Linked DNA regions of Mus musculus: region 1 is linked to region 2. A link is a loop called in an ENCODE intact Hi-C map of the cell type or tissue named here. Cell type or tissue: left cerebral cortex. All regions are shown on one strand. Each heading gives the region's core, and the rest is flanking DNA. Links, peaks and the distances in the headings are about the cores only.

The links. Peaks named below come from ENCODE experiments on the same cell type or tissue, not always from the same donor. Only the 100,000 strongest peaks of a DNase experiment are listed, where the experiment ranks them.
Region 1: a loop joins it to region 2, with 2.3 times the contacts of the local background. A loop is called at or near these places in 3 of 42 quality-filtered maps.

The regions. Positions count from the first base shown.
Region 1 is chr15:36,250,594-36,260,924 of GRCm38, forward strand. Rnf19a (ring finger protein 19A) reads right to left here. Exons shown (of 10, transcript NM_013923.2): 3 at 9,422-9,630; 4 at 3,790-3,934; 5 at 2,408-2,570. Among named protein-coding and RNA genes, the nearest start is that of Mir8097, 16 kb to the left of the region's middle. In left cerebral cortex, for the core only: no CTCF peak of the experiment used is centred there; no DNase peak of the experiment used is centred there.
Region 2 is chr15:36,577,599-36,587,929 of GRCm38, forward strand. No RefSeq gene overlaps it. Among named protein-coding and RNA genes, the nearest start is that of Pabpc1, 26 kb to the right of the region's middle. In left cerebral cortex, for the core only: a CTCF peak has its summit at 1,157 (motif pointing left); DNase peaks (open chromatin) are centred at 1,147 and 5,514; H3K4me3 peaks cover 297 bases.

The sequences.
Region 1 (10,331 bases), core at 1,331-9,330, 330 kb before region 2:
CATGGCGGCTCCTAACTGTCTGTAACTCATTCTGGGGGAATCTCATGCTGTCTTCTGGCTTCTGCAAGCACCAGACATGCAGGCAAATGAAGTACATGTAGCTGTCTTACAGAAGAAGATCATTCTCATCCTAAGTGTAGGAGCACTATGCATACACAGAACTAAGACACAATGGGAAGTCTGACTCCACCTAAGTATTTCCTAACAACAGTGGCTGTGGTGGCTGTCATGTCACCTCGACACAAGCTCGAGTCATCTGAGAGGAGCAAACCACAATTGACAAGAAGCCTCCATAAGATCCATCCGGCTCTAAGGCCTTTCCTTAATCAGTGACTGGTGGGGCCCAGTGATGGTGGGTGGTGCTGTATCTGGGCTGGTGGTCCTGGGTTCTATAAGAAAGTAGGCTGAACAAGCCTTGGGGAGCAAGCCAGTAAGCAGCACCCTTCCATGGCCTCTGCAGCAGCTCCTCCTCCAGGTTCCTAATGTGTTTGAGTTCCTATTCTTTTGTTTGTTTGTTTTTTTGTTTTTCAAGACAGGGTTTCTCTTATAGCTCTGGCTATCCTGGGACTCACTTTGTAGACCAGGATGGTCTCAAACTCAGAAATCTGCACCACCACTGCCCAGCTTGAGTTCCTATTCTTGTTTCTTTCAGTGATAGAATACAAGGTGAAAGTATAAGCCCAATAACTCTTTCCCTCCTTGCTTTTTTTTTTTTTTTTGGTCATGGTGTTTTATTGCAGCAACAGAAACCCAAGCTAAGAAGCAGCCATCTGGCAATAGCATAGATAAGTACTTTCTCCAGGACTGGGTGCCCAATGGCTAGACTGAAACTTATGAGGGACTTCATATACAGATTTACTTGGACTCAAATCCCTTTCTATGTGATTAAAGATCAATTATAGAACCTTTCTAAACCGCACTGTTGTTCAGAGGGTAACAGTATTTGCTGTCAAGCCTGACGATCTGAGCGTGACCCTGCACAACACAGTTGAAGCAGAAAACCAACTCTAGCAAGTTGTCCTCTAACCTCTACTCAGGCTCACATGCACACCATGAACAAGTAAATGTAAACTTTACTATTCCAACACACAGATTAGAAGCTAAAATACCTAGGGTGCTACGTTAGGATTAGTCATTGGCTGAGTGTGGTGAAACCACCTTTCCTTTGGGAAGCAGAGGCAGGCTGATCTCTGAGTTCCAGAACAGCCACGGCCACACGGTGACTACACAGGGACACCCCACCCTCCATATAGTTTGGACTTTTCAACTGTTAATTTCCCTATGAAAATGGCTTTCTTTGTTCTTATTCGTCTAGGATTACATAATTTCTTGACATTTACTTAATTTAACTGAGATGGCAACAGACTTCTTAGTACTTCATAAATTATTTCATTAGTTCTTCAAAAAAAGGTTACTTAGCTAATGACACATATCAACGTTTATAGGACAGCAGTAGGGATCAGCAAATGCTGGCAATGGACTTCCAGCAAAGACTGCTATAACTTGTAAACTATTAGCAGCAGTAATATAATGGAGGTAGAAAAAGCTTTGAAGAGTAAAGAATTTAAGAACTCATTAATTATTTTTTGCTTGAGGGCATGCATTCCTTAGCTATTGATTTCTATCTTAAATATCTCACAGAAATAACTTTACAAGGATATATCTGGGAGAACAATGTCAATTATCCTTCGAAACTTCATACCAGACATTCAATCTATAACACAGAGATTGTGACAATTTTAAATGAAGGTTGTTTTTAATACATGCATATTAGCTTGCAAAACACTCGAGTTTACTGTATAAAATAGGGTCTTTTGTTAGTTTCCTTGTTTTATTTTTGAGACATACGGGCTACCTTCAAGCTTCCTATATCCTGAAGATGACTCTGAACCTCTGCTCCTTCTGCTCCCACTTCCTGAGTGTCAGAATTACAAGTATGGGCCACCACAACCAGTTTATGTGGTGCCAGAAAACAAATCCAGGACTTTGCCATGAAAAATTCTACCAATAGAATTATATCCCCAGCCCAAAACATTTATAGTAAAGAATTTTAAACCAAATTCTATGTTAAAGAACAAAGCAAAGGGCCTTTGTTACTAAGAAGACACACAGTTAGCTAGGCAGTGGTGGCGCACGCCTTTAATGCCAGCACTTGGGAGGCAGAGGCAGGCGGATTTCTGAGTTCGAGGCCAGCCTGGTCTACAGAGTGAGTTCCAGGACAGCCAGGGCTCCACAGAGAAACCCTGTCTTGGAAAACCAAAAATAAGTAAAATTTTTAAAAAAAGAAAGAAGAAGAAGAAGAAGAAGGAGGAGGAGGAGGAGGAGGAGGAGGAGGAGGAGGAGGAGAAGGAGAAGAAGAAGAAGAAGACAGAATTTAGAGTAAGCTGCAGCAGGAAGAGGCACTTACCTTGCGGCCCACGTACACAGGAATGCCAATGATCATGGCGGGAATGGCAATGCCAGCTATGAGAGCAATCCCTACGGGAGCACCAACAAGGGTTCCCAGCTGCCACAGGATTTTCTTCTTTCGGCTCCAGGGTTTCTTCCCCCAAAAAGTACAACCTGAGGGACTGAGAGGGGAATTATATAATAGCTTTTAGGAAGTAGCAGGACAAATAAACTACAAACCATCAAAGCAACAACTGCAGAAAGGACTGCCTCTTCATTACCCATTCATACCTCATTACCCCTTCCTTTTTACTTTGTGTTCATTAAAAAGCCAAAAGATTAGAGAAAGATCCACTAAAGTTATAAGAACAGGATATTGCTAATTATGATTTTAAATTTATCCCTAGTTCTCCATGACTTTCAAAACCTAAGTTTCTGAAGAGTGTACTGATACACTCATAAATTCACCTTGGGACAGGCTGTGGCGGCCTACGCTTTAATCCTGGCATTTGGGAGGCAGAGACAAGTAGATCTCTGTGAGTTTAAGGCCATCCTGGTCTACAGAGCTCTAGGATAGCTACACAGAGAAGCCCTGCCTCAAAAACCAACTTAATTAGTTAGTTAACCAACCGATCTTGGGTGCCTAAATGAGACACTTTATTGATAAGAAAATTAAGAGCTGGATTAACTGCACAGAACAGCAAATATTAGCACTAAAGTTCAACAGTAACACTGGGAACCTTTACTTCCTATTTTTATTAATTCTAAGTTATTTAAGTATAATTTGTTAACTTTTTTTTAAATGTATATAGGTGTTTGGCTGGCACAATGTAAGTGCAGTGCCCTGGAGACCAGAGGAGGGTGTCGGATCCTCCGAACTGGAATTGTGGATGGTTGTGAGCCACCATGTGGGTACTGGGAGTCAAACACGGTCCTCTGGAAGAGCAGCTGGTGCTCTTTTTTAAAAAAGATTTATTTATTTTTTGTATATGAGTACACTGTAGTTGTGAGCCTTCATTTGGTTGTTGGAAATTGAATTTAGGACCTCTGCTCACTCTGGTCAGCCCAGCTGTTTATTATTATAAATAAGTACATTGTAGCTATCTTCAGATGCACCAGAAGACAGACCTCATTATAGGTGGTTGTGAGCCACCATGTGGTTGCTGGGATTTGAACTCAGGACCTTTGGAAGAGCAGTCAGTGCTCTTACCCACTGAGCCATCTCACCAGCCCAATTTGTTAACTTTTAAGCTTATATAAGTAAGAATAAAATCCATCTCTTTATGTAGCTTATAAATCTTAGGAATAAAATTACTTAGATTAATATTATTTTCCAAACAAAAACTCTGATATACAGTGTAAAGTCTATTTATGCATAAATAGTTCTCTCTACAAGCTTACCTTAGATAATGTAAATCGGAGATTTCTTTCATACATAGCCAACAAAACTCACAACCACAGACAGCACATGTCATATGATTGCAACTCCCATCATTCATCTTTATTATATAAGCAGCACATCGTGGACATGGCTTTATATCATCAGCTATAAGGAACAAAGAGACAAGAAAATATAAAGTGTATAGAACATTAGCAGTCATAACACTACCCAACAAATCTTTGCAATTACAGTTCATTAAGTGGCAATTTTAGACTGTTGGTTTTAGTATGGAAAAAATATACCTTGTATTAAATTTACAGGTTGTAAACATTGTTTCAAACACTGTAGCAATGAGAACAAAGAGTAAAGACAAAGGGGAGTTCAGAACTGTATACTGCTCTTTCAGTGAAGAGGCCACTTTCTTAGGAAGTGGCCACTTCATATTCACCTACGGCACTGTCCACAAACAAACGCACACTGTGGAAACTCCCTTTTCTCTTGCAATTACAACAACCATGAGCACTATAAATCATAGAGAACAGCTTCAGAATAAAGGCAACCACTCTTATCCTCATGACTGCTAGTGAGTGGTCTCTGTCTTTCTGTTCAAGTGTCATGAATCAAAGTATATGATTAACATGTTACAAATACACAACAGTGCCAAGTTAAAAATCCAGTCGTAGATAACCTTAGGCATCAACAAAGGATAAGAGCTATACTATCATTTGAATTCTAGCTGTTCTTTGAGTAGCAACCTGTAGTTATCTAATGGTTTCCATTACCCATCTATATTCTCTATCTTAAATGCAGTTCAGAAAATGTATTTATAATGCCAACCACTGGGTTTAAGTATTTGTTCCATGCCATTATTTTTTTAAAGAATTATTTATTTTATTACATGAGTACACTGTAGCTGTCTTCAGACACACACATCAGATCCCATTACAGATGGTTATGAGCCACCATGTGGTTGCTAGAAATTGAACTCAGGACCTTTACAAGAGCAGTAACCACAGAGCCCATGCTACTACTTTTTAAAACATTAAGGTAATATTCTATTTTCCTTTCTACAAGTTTTATGCTTAATTTTTAACTGCTTTATCAAAGAGTTCAAGTTTTCTTAGTGTTTCTTATAAAGCTGTTTACAACTTAAAAATTAGTAAGGCTCACATTAGTATTTTAATAATTCAAGCTATTTTGAGCAAACTAATGGCTCTAAGCAGCCAAAGACAAAGATAAATGATTAATTTCTAGAATATAAAAAGCACTTATATGATTTAAATGACTTTAAAAATATAACATTTGCACTACAAATTTTAAACACAGGATAAGAAAAAAAAGCTGTCTTTTACACATAAGACAACATATATTTCAAAAAGAAATGCTATTCCTATCTGCTTAAGAAGCAGCAAACACAAAATGTAAACTTATTAAACATTATGACATTATTTTTGGATTTTTTTGAGGGTGGAGGTAACTATCGCATAGTTCTAGAGTGTGAACTTTGTATGTAACAATGTTGTGTCACAACATCAGAAAGCTTGAACACAACCCACCTGAACTAAATCCCTGGTTTACCTGGCATGATACCACTAGTTTTACTTAGCTATAAAAGAACTTTGGTTATTTCAACAGATAGCCACATTCAAGCCAAACTGATAGAGCCTTTGCAGAATTTGCTAGTTATAACAAGCAGAGCCTTCCAGTGTAGCATGGTTACTGATACTCCCAGGGTGACTATTTGGAGGAAGCCCAATATTTGCTTAGATAACTAATTTGCAATGTTCATTTTTAAAAATATCAAAAACCATTTCAGTGTTCCTTCTTAATTAGTGATGGTTCACACCAGCTCAAATCTCTAGCAGATCTCTGTGGCATTTCCATATCTAACATTGTAAGAATGTGTATGAGCTAGAAATGTTGCAACCCCACAGACATAAGCATTGTTAGTGTCTTCATTTTAAGTTGGGACAAATGCCTTGCTCAGGCCACAGAGGAAAAGGAGGCTGGAGTTTATTCTATGACTCTACGTGTCTGTGTGTCCTGTGGACAGACATATCTCCGCAGGCAGAGGAAAGCATGCCTGTTATCTCCAAGGAAAACGTGCAGTGGCTGCTGCTCAGTCTCCAGGACCAGAGCCTCCCGAAACTCTGTCTGCATCCCTATGCATCGTTATTACAACTACTGCTGATGCCTTTGCGTAAGGCCTCAGATCTTTAGGAGAGGAAATGCAAACAAGCCAGTAGGCAAGTAAGAAGGAAAACTCAAGTATATTATATAAAATATTAAACCCATAGTAAAGCTTAAGAGACTTGTTCTCAAGCAGGATAAAGTATATGACAATCTCAATATATTACTGGTTAGTACGAATATGTATTACTGGTTGGTAGGAATATATTTTTCTTTTCTTTTTACAAATTTTTATACTTTTGAAATTTTTCTGTTGTTACTATCAAGACAAAATGTTTCCTAGGGATTAAAACTCCAATGAACAAAGAAAATTCTTAGGTAACTTAATCTCCTGCCTAAAGACACCTAGAAGTTCTGTGTGTCTTCCTAAGTAAGGTATGGTTTTTATCCACTTACTCCTAGATTGAACATACAAAGTTTTATTTCACAAAATATTTAAATGAAACATAATCTAATTACATGGTATTCATACAAAAAGAAAAACCTATAAATTATTCAATCCAGGTAATACATTCCAAATTACTATTTATTAAATGTATTTACAAGTTTTATATACCATGCATTTATGAATAATAGATACAGACTATACTCAGTGGCTTTTTTTGTTGTTGTCAATGACAGAAAAATCTTTCCAATCTTAGACCCACTTTCTGTGTTTATTAAACAAGAATATATCAAGAGTAAGGTTTCTATAAGAGAAACATAAGACACCTTTTTTTACTGCTGTTTTTCAAGACAGGGTTTCTCTATGAAGTCTTGGCTATCCTGGAACTATCTCCGTAAACCAGGCTGGCCTTGAACTCACAGAGATATGCTTGCCTCGCTTTCCAAGTGCTTTGTTTTCTCCAACTTGGTCATGGTGTTTCATCACAGCAACAGAAACCCTAACTAAGACAAGTTGGTACCAGAATAATGAGGGATTGCTGTGACAGCCCTGACCATGTTTGGGGGAGGACAGTGGAAGAACATCGGAAGTTGGGGTTAGATGGGCCAGTGAATGCTAAGAGCTCAGTTGAGAAGTCTTTAAGAGCTTGGAGGATAAGAATGTTGAGAACAATGTAGAAGATGGAGGCCTGGCTTATGAAGCTTCAGAGGAAAGTTTAAAGATTAGAACCATTTGCCATTCTGAATTAAGATTCTGCCATTCTGGTCAGCTGGGGCTGTAGAGTTAGCTGCAATTAACAAGAGACCAGCACCACTGAAATAAAACCTTTGAATTACTGGGACAATTGAAGCTGGTTAGCTGGAGCTAAGAAATTAGCAGTGATTAAGAAGAGACCAGCATCACTGAGGTGAAATCTTCTGGGAAGTGTTCCTGAGAACACAGAGAAGCTGTGTTCCAGAGGAGGCCAAGGTTGGACCTCAAGTGCTAGCAACCAAGCTTGGCAGTGTAAGAGTCACCCAGGTAGTACTGGTTTCTGAAGGCATGAAGTGGTCATGAAGAGCAGCTGAGGCTTGGCACTGTTTAAGAGGGTAGGAGAGGCCATTATCGGTGAAGGTGCAGTCTCAGTGTCAGGTTGAAGACCTAGGACTAAAGAAGCCATGTAAAGAAGTTGAGGTTTGGCACCACAAGGAGAGCCTATGAGAGGGTATGGGTCAAAGTGCGGCCCAGTTGCAGCTGAAGACCCCAGTGTTTTAGGGATGCCAGTACTGTGAGATGATCACCAAGAACAGCCCCAGCAGTGGGGTGGAGCCAGACAGACCCTAGAAGACAAGCTGTGTGTGCTGTAGAGGGCACAGACAGAAAAGTGACTCAAGCCCTTTGTAGTTCAGAAGATCATGAGTGGATGGCTGGAGTTTGGTTTGGTTTTGATTTGACTGTGACTATGCCCTGATGTTTCCCTCTTGAAGTAGGAAAGTACTTTGTTTTTGTTTGTTTGTTTTTTACTGGAGCCAACAATTTAAAGAGTTTGGATTTTAAAAGAAACAGTTTTAAAGGGACTGAAATTTTTTGTTTCTTCTCTCATATATTACATTCTAACTGCAGTTTTCCCTTCCTTCCATCACTGAAGTCTCTTCCCTACATCTCTCTTCTCCCCCAGATCCAGCCCCATGTCTCTGCTCAGAAAGAACAGACTTTCCCAGGGACATCAACTGGACACAGCATAACAAACTACGTAAGACTAGGCACATACCATCACATCAAGGTTGGAAGAGACAACCCAGTAGGAGGAAAAGTATCCCACGATGATCAAAAGAGCCAGAGACAGCCCCCACTTCCACTGTTAGAAATTCCACAAGAACGCCAAGCTATTTACCCATAACATATATGCAGAGGACCTAGGTCAGACCCCTACAGGCTTCCTGATCTCTGTGAGCCCCCATGAGTCCCAGTTGGTTGATTCTGTGGTGTCCCTGACCCCTCTGGTTCCTCTGATCCTTCCTCCCCATCCTCCACAGAACTCCCCAAGCTCCACTCAATGTTCGGCTGTGGGACTCTGCATCTGCCCTTATCAGTTGCTGGGTGAAGTCTCTGGTCTCTCTGATGGGAATTATGCTTGGGCTCTGGTCCCAGAACACTCTGTGGGCAGGACAAACTGTAGATCAAAGGTTTTTTTAGATGGGTTGGTGAGGAACTGAAATTTTAATGGGTCTGAAATTGTAAAGACTGTGGGACTTTTAAAGTTATTTATGTTTTTAATGTGCAATCTTGGGGCTAAATAAGTAAGGAAAGGTTGTAGTTTAATAGTGATATGTTTGTGTGTCAAGATGACAAGTGGTCAATTGTACTGGCTGATTTTGTATGTCTACTTGATGCCAGCTAGAGTCATTACAGAGAAAAAAGCCTCAGGTGAGGAAATGCCTCCATGAGATCCAGCTCTAAGGCATTTTCTCAATTAGTGATCAATGGGGTAGGCCCAGCTCACTGAGGGTGGGGCAATCCTTTGGCTGGTAGTCTTGGCATCTATAAGAAAGTAGGCTGAGAAGGTCATAAGGAACAAGCCAATAAGCAGCATCCCTCCATGGCCTCTGCATCAGCTCCTTCCTCTAGGTTCCTGTCCAAACTTCTGTTGGTAATGAACAGCAATGTGGAAGTATAAGTTGAATAAACCCCTTTCTTTCCCCACCCCCCCCAATCACCAAGCAATCTCTATGTGTCAAATAACTTATTATTTTTAAAATCAGATAGGGACTAGGCAGAGGGCTCAGTAAGGAAAGTACTTTCTTCATATTTATGAAGATCAAAGTTTGAATCCCCGGAAATCACACACAGACGGGCAAACAAGCACAGAAGTACACACACGTCTGCAATCCCAGTGCTTCTATGGTGAAATGGAAGGCAGGGACAGGGGAAGTCCAGGGTAGCTCTACTGACATACACAACAGAAAAAAAATAAGGCACCCTGTTTAAGGCAAGCAAAAGGTGAGGACCTACACCCACATTATCCTCTGATCTCCACTCATTTGCCCCCTCACGCCCCACCCCACCCCACCCCGAGTATATAAATACAGACATAATACCTGCTGCTCCAGATTCCTGGCTGTAACTAATAGATGAAGAACGTATAGTTCTTAAGCGTAAACTTTGGGCTCTTTCCTGTCGAGCAGCATCACAGGTCTGGTTTGGATGCCAGATCTGTTTACAGTGGTAGCAAAACTCTGTTCCACAGCCTTCTCGCCCACAAGTTAGTTTTGGACAGCTGGCACATCCAAATGCTATCACAGCGTATCTTGAAAAAAAAAAAGGAAAATGATTTAAAACGCATCACAAAACAAAAGCAACTTAGTAAAAATTGAAAAAAAGAATCCACTTAAAACACTCAGAGAGCACTTTTCATATCTGCATTAATACACATCATAAACAGCTACAGTCTAACCAACACGAAATAAGAAAAAGGACAGTTATAAATCAAAGGATATAAATGACTTTTAAAATTTCTAAATTCTTTACTTTTGAATTTTAGCCAGGTGTGGGTGGGGTGCATGAATTCCAGCACTCAGAGGCAGAGGCTGGCAGATCTTTGTGAGTTCAAAGCCAGGACTATATGAGAAGACCCTGTCTCAAACAAACTAAACAATAACAATGTCACATAATAATCTCATGGACTTCTACTGGAAGTGAAATAGACTTGGGGTGGAGTTGAAGAAGATGGCGAGTACATTTACGACTGGCCTTAATGTCTATTCTCTCAGTAAGTATTTTTAATATTTAAAATTTTAAACTTGAATTTGGGTACTGTTAAGACATTTGTCCCAGAGAAATTAAATTATCTTCACATCAACTTTCATAGCAGATATATTCATAATAGCCCCAACTGAAAAAAGGACCCAAATGTCCATCAACCAGCAAATGACTAGGCTGTCATGCACAGCTCCTACACAAGCATCAAAACAAATGACTGACAGAAGTAACAAGATGTAATCTCTGGGA
Region 2 (10,331 bases), core at 824-8,823:
GTGAGTAGCAAGACTTGTTATACAAATCTGGTGATGAGAGTTCAATCCCTGGAACCCCCAGAAAGGTGGAAGGAAAAAACAGCTCTGCAGAGCTATTCCCTGACCACCATACCCCACATATAAGAATAAATAAAAAGAATAAATGACTATTCTCAAGAGAATAGTCCTAACAACATCCTTCATAATAAATTAGAACACAGAAAAAAATCATTAAATAAGGACCCAATAAACAAAATGTGGATTTTGTTTATGGATTTCACACAGTGAAATAGAATTCTATTGCTTAAGACACTGGCATGAGCACCGCTGCATGAGCCTCAGGGATAAAGCTTGCAAACAGGGAGACAAGCCAGAAGCAAAGGCACTAAACTCATCACTTGATTTATATCAATCTCCAGAGTAGGTGACTCTGTAGACTCAGAAGTAAAAACTGTGTTGCCTGGGAGTGGGGTTTTGGGAAGTGAGATCACAGACAGAGGGTTTTTTGAGTTTTTTGAGGGATGGTTAGGGTGGTGGTTGCATAACCATGCGTGTGTTCAGCAAGCTCGTTGAACTGTACAAATTTTTTTAAAGATTTATTTGTTTGTTTATTGTGTGCGTGAGTACATTGCCACTCTTCAAACACACCAGAAGAGGGCATCAGATCTCACTACAGATGGTTGTGAGGCACCGTGTGGTGGCTGCAAATTGAACTCAGGACCTCTGAAAGAGCAGTCAGTGCTCTTAACCGCTGAGCCATCTCTCCAGCCCCTGAACAGTACACTTTAAATGGGTGAGTTACAACATATGTAAATAACAGCCCAATAAAACTGTCACCAGAGGAATTAAAAAATAAGCCATCAGACCCCTCGCTGCTCCATCCTGTCCTGTTCGACGCCAGATCTTCTGACCGGGTCCTCCAAGGGGCAGGCCCTGAGGAGTGGATGGATGTCAGCACTTCCTGGGAGTTCGCGATGCCGCTGAATTGTGTAGTCCTCAGACTGGATGGCTGATCCTCACTTTCAGATCCGGAGAGAGCAAGGGCCAGAAAGCCAGCCAGGGCTCCCTCGGCAGCAAGCAGCCGCACCAACACTGGTCTCTGCATAGCAGTTGCTTGTGAACTTCCGCCTCTTGACAGAATCTTACAGATTAAGATTGGCACATGGCGCCCCCCTGTGGACTACTGCAGAAGGCTCCGCGTTCACACTGCTGCCAGGCTTTGCAGCACTCATGCTCCTGAGGGAAAGAAGTTCCCGTTCTCCCTCCCACGGTGGGACTGGCTAACAGACAGACAAGCCTCCACTCTGACTCCCTCTTGCCCAGGCAGTTGTCCTTTGTGTGCAATGTCTTTGCTAATTGCCCAAATACTTCCAAGAGAAAGATACAATCAGGGGGAGCCATCAAGAACTTAGGCAGTCCACGATCAAGTGGGCACAAAAAGTACTTATCACAAGTACAGCAGTGCCCTGTTCTCCAAGTTCAGTCTTTGCTGATCAATTAAACTGATGTTTTTCTTTCAATTTTGAGGATTGAGCCCAGGGTCTAGGCAAATGCTGTACCACTGAGCATATCTGTAGACTGTGTGTGTGCTTGTATGTGTATCCATGTATATGTGGGGTGTGTGTGTGTGTGTGTGTGTGTGTGTGTGTGTGTGTAGGACCAGTACTTTATTCTACAAAGAAGAGGGTCTTTCACTGGGTCTGGAGCTGACTGAATGGCTAGAATAGCTGACCAGGAAGCCCCCAGTGATCCTTCCACTTCAGCTCTCCCAGGGAGGGGATTACACACACCCAGACTCTCACGCTAGTGCTGGGATCCAAACTCAGTCCTCATGTATGTACAGTGAACACTTTACATCTGAGATCGATATATATATCTGTCTGTCTACCTATATAAAGTGTGTGTGTGTCTGTGTATTCTATCTAGCTATCACCTACCTATCTATCATCTATAGCTCTCTCTTTAAATTTTACTTATTTTGACATGGGGCTCAATAGGCTGTCCCAGCAGACCTTTGACTTGTGACCCTTGTGCCTGTCTCCTGAGTAGCTAGGATGGCAGCCCTGTGCCACCAGGCCCATTCTGATTGGACTAGTTCTTGATAAAGGCTTGCTGTAGTGGCTCCACTTGCAAGTGGTGAGGTTGCCCTTTAACATGGGTCTTCTAGAAATCACAGCATACATTCTAACACCAATTCCTGATGTTGGTTATTCAAGTACAGCTTCCAAGGAGAAGAGAGAGTGTGATTTTAGGCAAAAGATCTCCCAGGTAGCCCTCATAGTACTGTCCAGGGCATATAACAACATTTAGTTCAATCTGTTGATTACCTGTCTACTGGACAGCTTATGTATCTTATCTGCACAAATCTTCCCGATAACCCACAGGAGTTGTTATCATTGCTTTACAGTGGAAAACACTAAGAAGGGCTGAGTGGGGTGAGCAGTAGAGTAGGGTTCACGCTCAAATCTTTGCACCTGTTTGTTCTCTCGCTGCCTCCGACCCCTTTCTGACTTTAGCACCACAAGTTATGAACACTCCCTGTCCTCCTTAGGTAGCCTTTAGCCTCTAAGGAAACCAACGAGACTTCATTTACCAAAACTTGAGTGCCATCAGGCAAGATGCCAAGACACGAAAGTGAGGTGTGCCACTGTCAAGGTCACTGTGGTGGACATACAAGTGCACAGGCATGATCAGGATCCTCAGCCCAGGCTCCAAGACAGTCTACAGTGTCACAGCTTGGCCTCAGGTAACAGAGTTGAAAAGGTAGAGGGATTGATGCCAACAGTGCCAGCCCAGCTGGCAAGAGGCAGGCTGGCAAGTGGGACGGTATGCAGCACTCCATTTCCATTTTGAAGAAGCACAAAGATACAAACATGCAGGCTCTCCTGGCATTCCTTAAGGGCTTCACCCTGATGTTCTGGATCTGAAGAAGAATTCTTTGTATATCTTAGATATTTCTAGAAGCCTTTGGCAAACGTGTTAGTGTTCTAAAGTCCAATGCTTAGGGAAAGAGGAAATGAATATGGCAAGAACTGGTCTTTCAAGATCCCCTGGGTACTCAGGCAAACTGACTGCATTCAAACCAGTAAAGGTGGCCAAGTTACCCGGATGTTTGTCTGAGACAACACAATGTTGTGTTCTGTATGGCCAATTCATGTGGACTTATCGAGGGGCCATGCTGGCTGCAGGCTCTTATCTCAGAGAGCATGTGAACAAGGGTGACTGCTGTAAACACCATGACTGCTTGTTTGCTTCAAGGGATTTTGGGTTGGGTTGGTTTGTTTTTCTGTTCTAAAAATAAAAATAAGAATTCAAGTAGTCAAGAAGCAGAGGCAATCTCAGACAAGTAAAAAATGCATCCACAAAACCATGGTGGATCAGGAGAGCCTTGGGGACTGACCCCACTGAGGTGCACAGCAGGAAACAGCTGCTGTGCTCTTTGCTAAGCTGGTGAAAACTGCTGTGCTCTTTGCTAAGCTGGTGAAACACAGGGTTAAGCAGATGGCACTTAGAGTCAGGGGTTGTCACACTTCCTGCAGAACAGGTCCCTGGCCCAAGCCCAACAGAGATCTGGCCGTCAGCTCCTGGAGAAGAGTCTGTCCCTGCTTGAGAGGCCCTGCTCTACTGAGGAGTTGGTGTTCAATGGCACTGTCAAGTTTGGTATCATAGTTTATTTCAATTGTGTCTTGGTGACAACCTGGGAGGTCACACTACATGGCTGCCTGGCATTGAAAACTGTAGAGGAGACAGAACTTCCTGCAGCCCTACAGTATAACAGAAGGGTGGCTGCATAGCAGGGACACCTGGTCAGGGACTTTCTCCTTGACTCTGATGCTCTCCTTGCCCAGCACTGGCTGTGGTTACCAGCAATTTGCCAGTGGGCCAAGAAGATACAAGGGCTGCCACCAAATAAAGTCAGGGGACAGAGATACTTGTAAAGTATCAGTAGCTATCACCCATATTATCCATCAAGACATATCACAGGGCAATGAGCCCCATTAAAAAATCAGATTGCCACCAAGTACTCAGGCCTACAATTCCAGAATTTAGCTGAGGCAAGAAGATCACTAGAAGTTCAAAGCCAGCCTGGGCTATTTAGTGAAAACAGCGTGGGCTACAGAGTGAAACTCTTCTCAAACCCCTCCACTATCAGAGCAGACCTATATTCCCTGCCCTCCCTGCATTCATCATGTGACTACATTCTAAGCAATGAGAGACTGGAAGAACTGTTCTGAGACCCAAGGAAGGAGGCTAGCCCTCAGTCCCCATCTTCCTCCCCAGAGACCCAAGGAAGGAGGCCAGCCCTCAACTCCCATCTTCCTCCCTAGAGACCCAAGGAAGGAGGCTAGCCCTCAGCCCCCATCTTCCTCCCCAGAGACCCAAGGAGGCCAACCCTCAGATCCCATCTTCCTCTCAGTACCTGCAGTCAGATGCACAGGCTGGAACACCCCCATAACTTCTTGGATGCTGAAAAAGCAGGGTTTCCCAAGCCTTGAAGAACCTGTGACTCACCTGGACACTGGTCAAAACTGCGTACTGGTTCAGTCAGCTCCTTTGCACCCTAACAAGGCTAGGTGCAGACCCAGTGGCACAAGCATATGGGATAGTCAGGCCTGAGATTCTAAATTACACTATGCACTGAAAAAATTCTTGGAATTTTTTTAATGGAAGTAGCAGACGATAACTCATTAAGAAAAAAATAAATAAATAAACCAGGGAGGCATGAATCCTCACAGCCATGTCAATGAATACAATGAATGGTTATTTGAACCAGATGTCTGCCTTTTTTCAAATTACTTCCTTAGAAGAACCCATTGATCACAGAGAAAGGCCACAGTTTTGCCTTGGCAGATGGCAGCTTCAGTATTCAAAAGAGGTGTCCTCAGCAGTAGAACAACATAAGACCACTGGAGAACTGACGACCCAATGAGGAGAATTCAGCATACGATGTGTGATGTCCCCCACTAAGCCATCCATAAATGCAGTGTGATAGTAAGAAAACCCCAGGCCAGCTGGAAGTGAGGGCAACTCCACAGAATGACAGCTCCTGGATGTTCAAAAGTGTCGAGGGGAGACTGAAAAATGCTTGCAAACTAAATGAGGCAAAAAGTCACAAATTGAACACCTGTCAGCTCTGAACTAGGTCTGTCACTACATAGGACATTACCAGGATGGCCAGGGACATCAAGGGATCTGAGGACAGAGAAGTTACAGTCACCTGGGAGACCGCCCTTCTTCAGTGTTCAGGGCACGAGGCATCAGGCTGGCGACTCCTATACTATACTCGTAAATTTCTTTTATACCTCGTGTGATAGTGTCAAATAAATAAACTTTAAAAAGTCACCACTCCACACTAGAGGAGAACATTTTTCCACTCTGTCACTAGGGGTTTGAGGCTTGGATGTGAACATGGCTGTTTGGGTCTGACTGTGTCAAAACTCTCCTTTAAAAAGTCAGTGGGCTGGAGAGATGGCTCAGAGGTTAAGAACACAAACTGCTTTTTTGTATCCAAGTTCAGTTTTCAGCATCCCTCCTAGGCAGCAGCTCACAGTCAAGTGTAGCTCTAGACTCAGGGGATCGTCTAGACTAGACTCCATGCTGGACTCCACAGATGCTGCACTGGAACACACACATGCCCCCACACAGACACACAAGCACATAACAAAGAAACTGGAGGCAGGTGGAGTGGAGAGATGGCTCAGCTGTTAAGATCTAGTACTAGCCTTGCAAGTCGAGTTCCCAGCACTTCAAGCAGGCTCACAAGCACTTGTGACTCCAGTTCCAAGGGATCTGTAGCAGGCACACATGTGATGCACATACTATATGCAGGCAAAACACTCATACACATAAAATTTTTTAGTTTTTTAAATCAGTAAAAAAAAAGTTATGTTAAAATTACTTTTGAGGATACTAGACATGTTTGGGTATTTATTTATTTATTTATTTATCTATGTTTTTCGAGACAGGGTTTCTCTGTGTAGCCCTGGCTGTCCTGGAACTCACTCTGTAGACCAGGCTGGCCTCGAACTCAGAAATTCACCTGCCTCTGCCTCCCAAGTGCTGGGATTAAAGGCATGTGCCACCACTGCCCGGCTACATGTTTGGATTTTAATTTCTTTCCAACTCCCTGCTCTCAGGCTCCAACTCCAGTTACAAGAGACTTTCTACTCACACTGAGCTGACTTCTCAGAGCTTTTACTGTTGGAGAGGGACAAGGCATAGAGATTTTATAGCTGTTACTAGGCTAACCTCAGGGTTGTGCTGCTTGTCACCAACCCTCATTTACACACTTATTCATATGAAGTGTAATGCTTCTACCTTGCCGAGTCCTGACAAAATATACCAGGAATCATGTACAAAAATCAATACACTCAATTTTATTAAAATGCAATTCTTTTGCTCATTAAAAGACACCATTTAGAGCAGAGCTTCTTAAAATTTGTTCCTCTCATGACCCTTCCCACCTGAGGAGCAGCCGCATGGTCCTGGGTATACAGGTAGATTAACAACTGCGCAGCTAACATTTACTGAGAAATAGATTATGGTAGATCATAAATTTATCCTAAAACAATTATGTGTTACACATAAGTTCAGCATATTTATTTAAACTGGGATGCATATGCTTGTTTATTTTTTAATTAGCTCGGGTTCTAGAGTATCTTCAGTGTTCACGAAGCTCATCTGTCGTCTTACGATTGTTAGCGCAGAGAAGGCACTGCCCACGGGCATGCAGGACAAGGCAGCAGGACTGGTAAGGCCATTACAGACAGTGCTGGAAATTCTAAATTCAGGCCAAAATTCACATGTCAGTTTTCTGGTCTTCATTTTTCTACTGAAGCTCAAGTAGACAACTCAAGTGGCAATTGTTGTTGTTGGTGGTGGTGGTGGTGGTGGTGGTTGGTTGTTTTTGTTTTGTTTTGTTTTGTTTTGTTTTGTTTTGTTTTGTTTTGAGACAGGGTTTCTCTGTGTAGCCCTGGCTGTCCTGGAACTTGACCTTTGACTGGACTGGCCTTGGACTCACAGAGCTCCACCTGCCTCTCTGCCTCTGCTCCCAAGTGCTGGGATTAAAGGCATGTGCCACCACCACCCAGCTTCAAATGGCAGTTTTAAAAACTAAACATAAACCAGGCATGGTGGCTCATGCCTTTAAACCCAGCACTCAGGACTGAGAGGAAAACAGAATTCTGACTTCAAGACCAGCCTGGTCTACATAGTAAGTTCCAGGACAGGTAGAGCTACATAGTAAGAGCCTGTCTCAAAGGACTGAAAATAAACAAGTAAATACAATATAATCTAGACTGTGCTTACCTGACACGGGCTTCAGAGTGGCAGGAGGGAATATTCATGGCCCATGCTTCCCATAACTGAATCATGTTTCTATACAGACAGAAACCATCGTGTGTACAGTACAATGCTACCATCATAACACCCAAGAGTCACAAACTTGAGCTGAGCCATTTCTGGCAGGGACTATGGGTAGGGTGGGACAGCATGCAGAGTCTGATGTGTGCCTGCCGTATGCTCAGAATCAAGGCTGCGTCAAAGCCACCATGCGCAGTTTGCGCGCACAATGCCAGAGAGGCCTTAGACCCACTGTACATTGGATTTCTGAATTATTTTCTGCTTGCTGAACTTTAAAAACCTTTTGCTTTTGCCACATTTTCATGGTGTCCAAGTTCAGTTATCCCACATGGGGTGAGGTCAAGAGGTCATGAAGTATTGAATGGGCATAATCACGAAACAGAAGAAAACACTCACAGCACTCATGTGGCCTAGGGCTGGGATCCAGGACACACAGACAACTACACCTCAACAATAAACAGTCAACCCAAGTTTTAAAAGCTGGAGCCCACTGTGACGGCATACATGTTTAATCTCAGCTGCTTGAATGACAAGACTCTTGAAGTAACTTTGAGACAGGGCTTTTCTGTGTAGCACTGGCTGTCCTGGAACTTGCTGTGTAGACTTTGTTGGCCTCAGAGATCTGCCAGCCTCTGCCCATTCAGTTCTGGGATTAAAGGAGTGTGCCACCATCACTAGACCCTTCAAGTGAAATGTTTAAAGGAGTTGTAGCTGTAGATGTGACTCAGTGGTGGGACCACTTGGTTCACATGGTCAAGCCCCAGGGTCAAACCTCAGAACTAAAAAAAAAAAAAAAGGTGGGAGGGATTTGGAAGAAGGAGAGAAGGAGGAGGGGAAAAAAGGAGGAGCAGGAACAGGTATGGGAAGAGACAGGGGAGATGTACAGTGGGACAGGAAATTGAACAGAGGTGTATAGCAATAGGGGATGGGGAACTACAAGTAGCCACCAGAAAGTCCCAGATGCCAGGAAAGCAAGAGCCTCCCAGGACCCCATGGGGATGACATTAGCTGAAATACCTAACATAGGGGAGATAGGACCTGTTGAGACCATATCTAGAGGTTAGCCATGCCCCTTGCCTTCTGGTTTAGGGATGGGGCCACCCACTCATCTCCAAAATTTTAACCCAGAATTGCTCCTGTCTAAAAGAAATACAGGGGCAAAGAGTGGAGCAGAGATTGAAGGAAAGGCCATCCAGAGACTGCCCCACCTGGGGATCCATTCCATATTCAAACACCAAACCCAGACACTATTGCTGATGCCAAAAAGAGTTTGCTGACAGGAGCCTGATACAGCTGTCTCCTGAGAGGCTCTGCGAGATTCTGACCAAGACAGATGCGGATGCTCACAGCCAACCATTGGGCTGAGCACAGGGACCCCAACAGAGGAGTTATGGAAAGGACTGAAGGAGCTGAAGGGGTTTGCAGCCCCATAGGAGGGACAACAATATCAACCAACCAGACCCCCCAGAGCTCCCAGGGAATAAGCCACCATCCAAAGAGTATACATGGAGGGACCCATGGCTCCAGCTGCATATAACAGAGGATGGCCTTGTCATGATAAAGCCCATAATTATGGATAATTAACATATTTTAATTAAAGTGTTGAAAAAGAAAAATATGACTTTAGATTGAGTTACTATACTTTTCAAAATAAGATTTATGTCAAAATTCATATCATATTAATAACAATATTCTGAGTTGGGGAGGTGGTGTAATCCTGCATGGCAGGAACCTGATGCTGGGAGCAGAAAGCAAAGTCAGAAGTCCAAGGTCAACCTTTGCCCCAGAGCCTCTGCCCCACAGCCTCTGCTACAATAGCCTCTGCCCCACGGCCTCTGCCCCACAGCCTCTGCCACAGCCTCTACTACAATAGCCTCTGCCCCAGAGCCTCTGCCCCACCCTCTGCTACATAGCCAATCTGAGTTCAGTTTAGGCTACATGAGACCTACAAAACAAATGAAAGATGTCATTTAAAATGTACAGACCAAGCCAGGTATATTGATCTAGGACCATAATCCTTGCACTGGAAAGGCTAGGGTAGGTAGACTATGAGTTCAAGACTGAGGGATACAGCCTTTAATCCCAGCACTTGGGAGGCAGAGGCAGGTGAATTTCTGAGTTTGAGGCCAGCATGGACTACACAGTGAGTTCCAGGACAGCCGGGGCTACACAGAGAAACCCTGTCTCAAAAAATAAATAAATAAATAATAAAAGATTGGGAGATACAGAAGACTTCAAGTCTTGGAGTAGAACAGTCAAAAACATAAAAACTGGCAGACAAGAGGAAAAAAAGTTTCAACAGGAAAAGCAGCACAGGGACTCTAAAGACAGCTTGGTGGATAAAGAGCACTGGCTGCTCTTCCAGAGGACCTGGATTCAATTCCCAGTACCCACACGGCAGTCTGTAACTCTGGTTCCAGGGGACCCGACACCCTCACATGAACATACATGCAGGCGAAACACCAATGCACATAAAATAAAAATAAATAAATCATTTTTTAAAAAGAGCAAAAAGAATAAAAACATGAGGGCTGGAGAGATGGCTCAGCAGTAAGAGCACTGTCTGTTCTTTCAGAGACCTGAGTTCAAATCCCAGCAACCACCTGGTAGCTCACAACCATCTCTACTGGCATCTGATGCCCTCTTCTAACCTGCAGCTGAACGTGCAGATAGAACAAAAAGAATCACACACTTCTTCAAATAAAAAGAAATGGTAGTGAGGATTAGTGAGGATGTGCCACATCAAAACTCGCCACATTCCATGTCACATTCCGTAGTTAGTGATAACAAGTGAGATGAGAATCCCTTGGTGACCGTATCAGTGCACGTGGGCGGATGACCTCACTTGCCTGGAAAGCATCTATTTTTTTAATTGGCTCATAAATATTCAAATGAATTAAAGAATACAATTCGTAGTAGACTTCTATATGCACACATATCCACACAATACTTAATTTCTTTAGCATGATAATATATGCACATATCATATT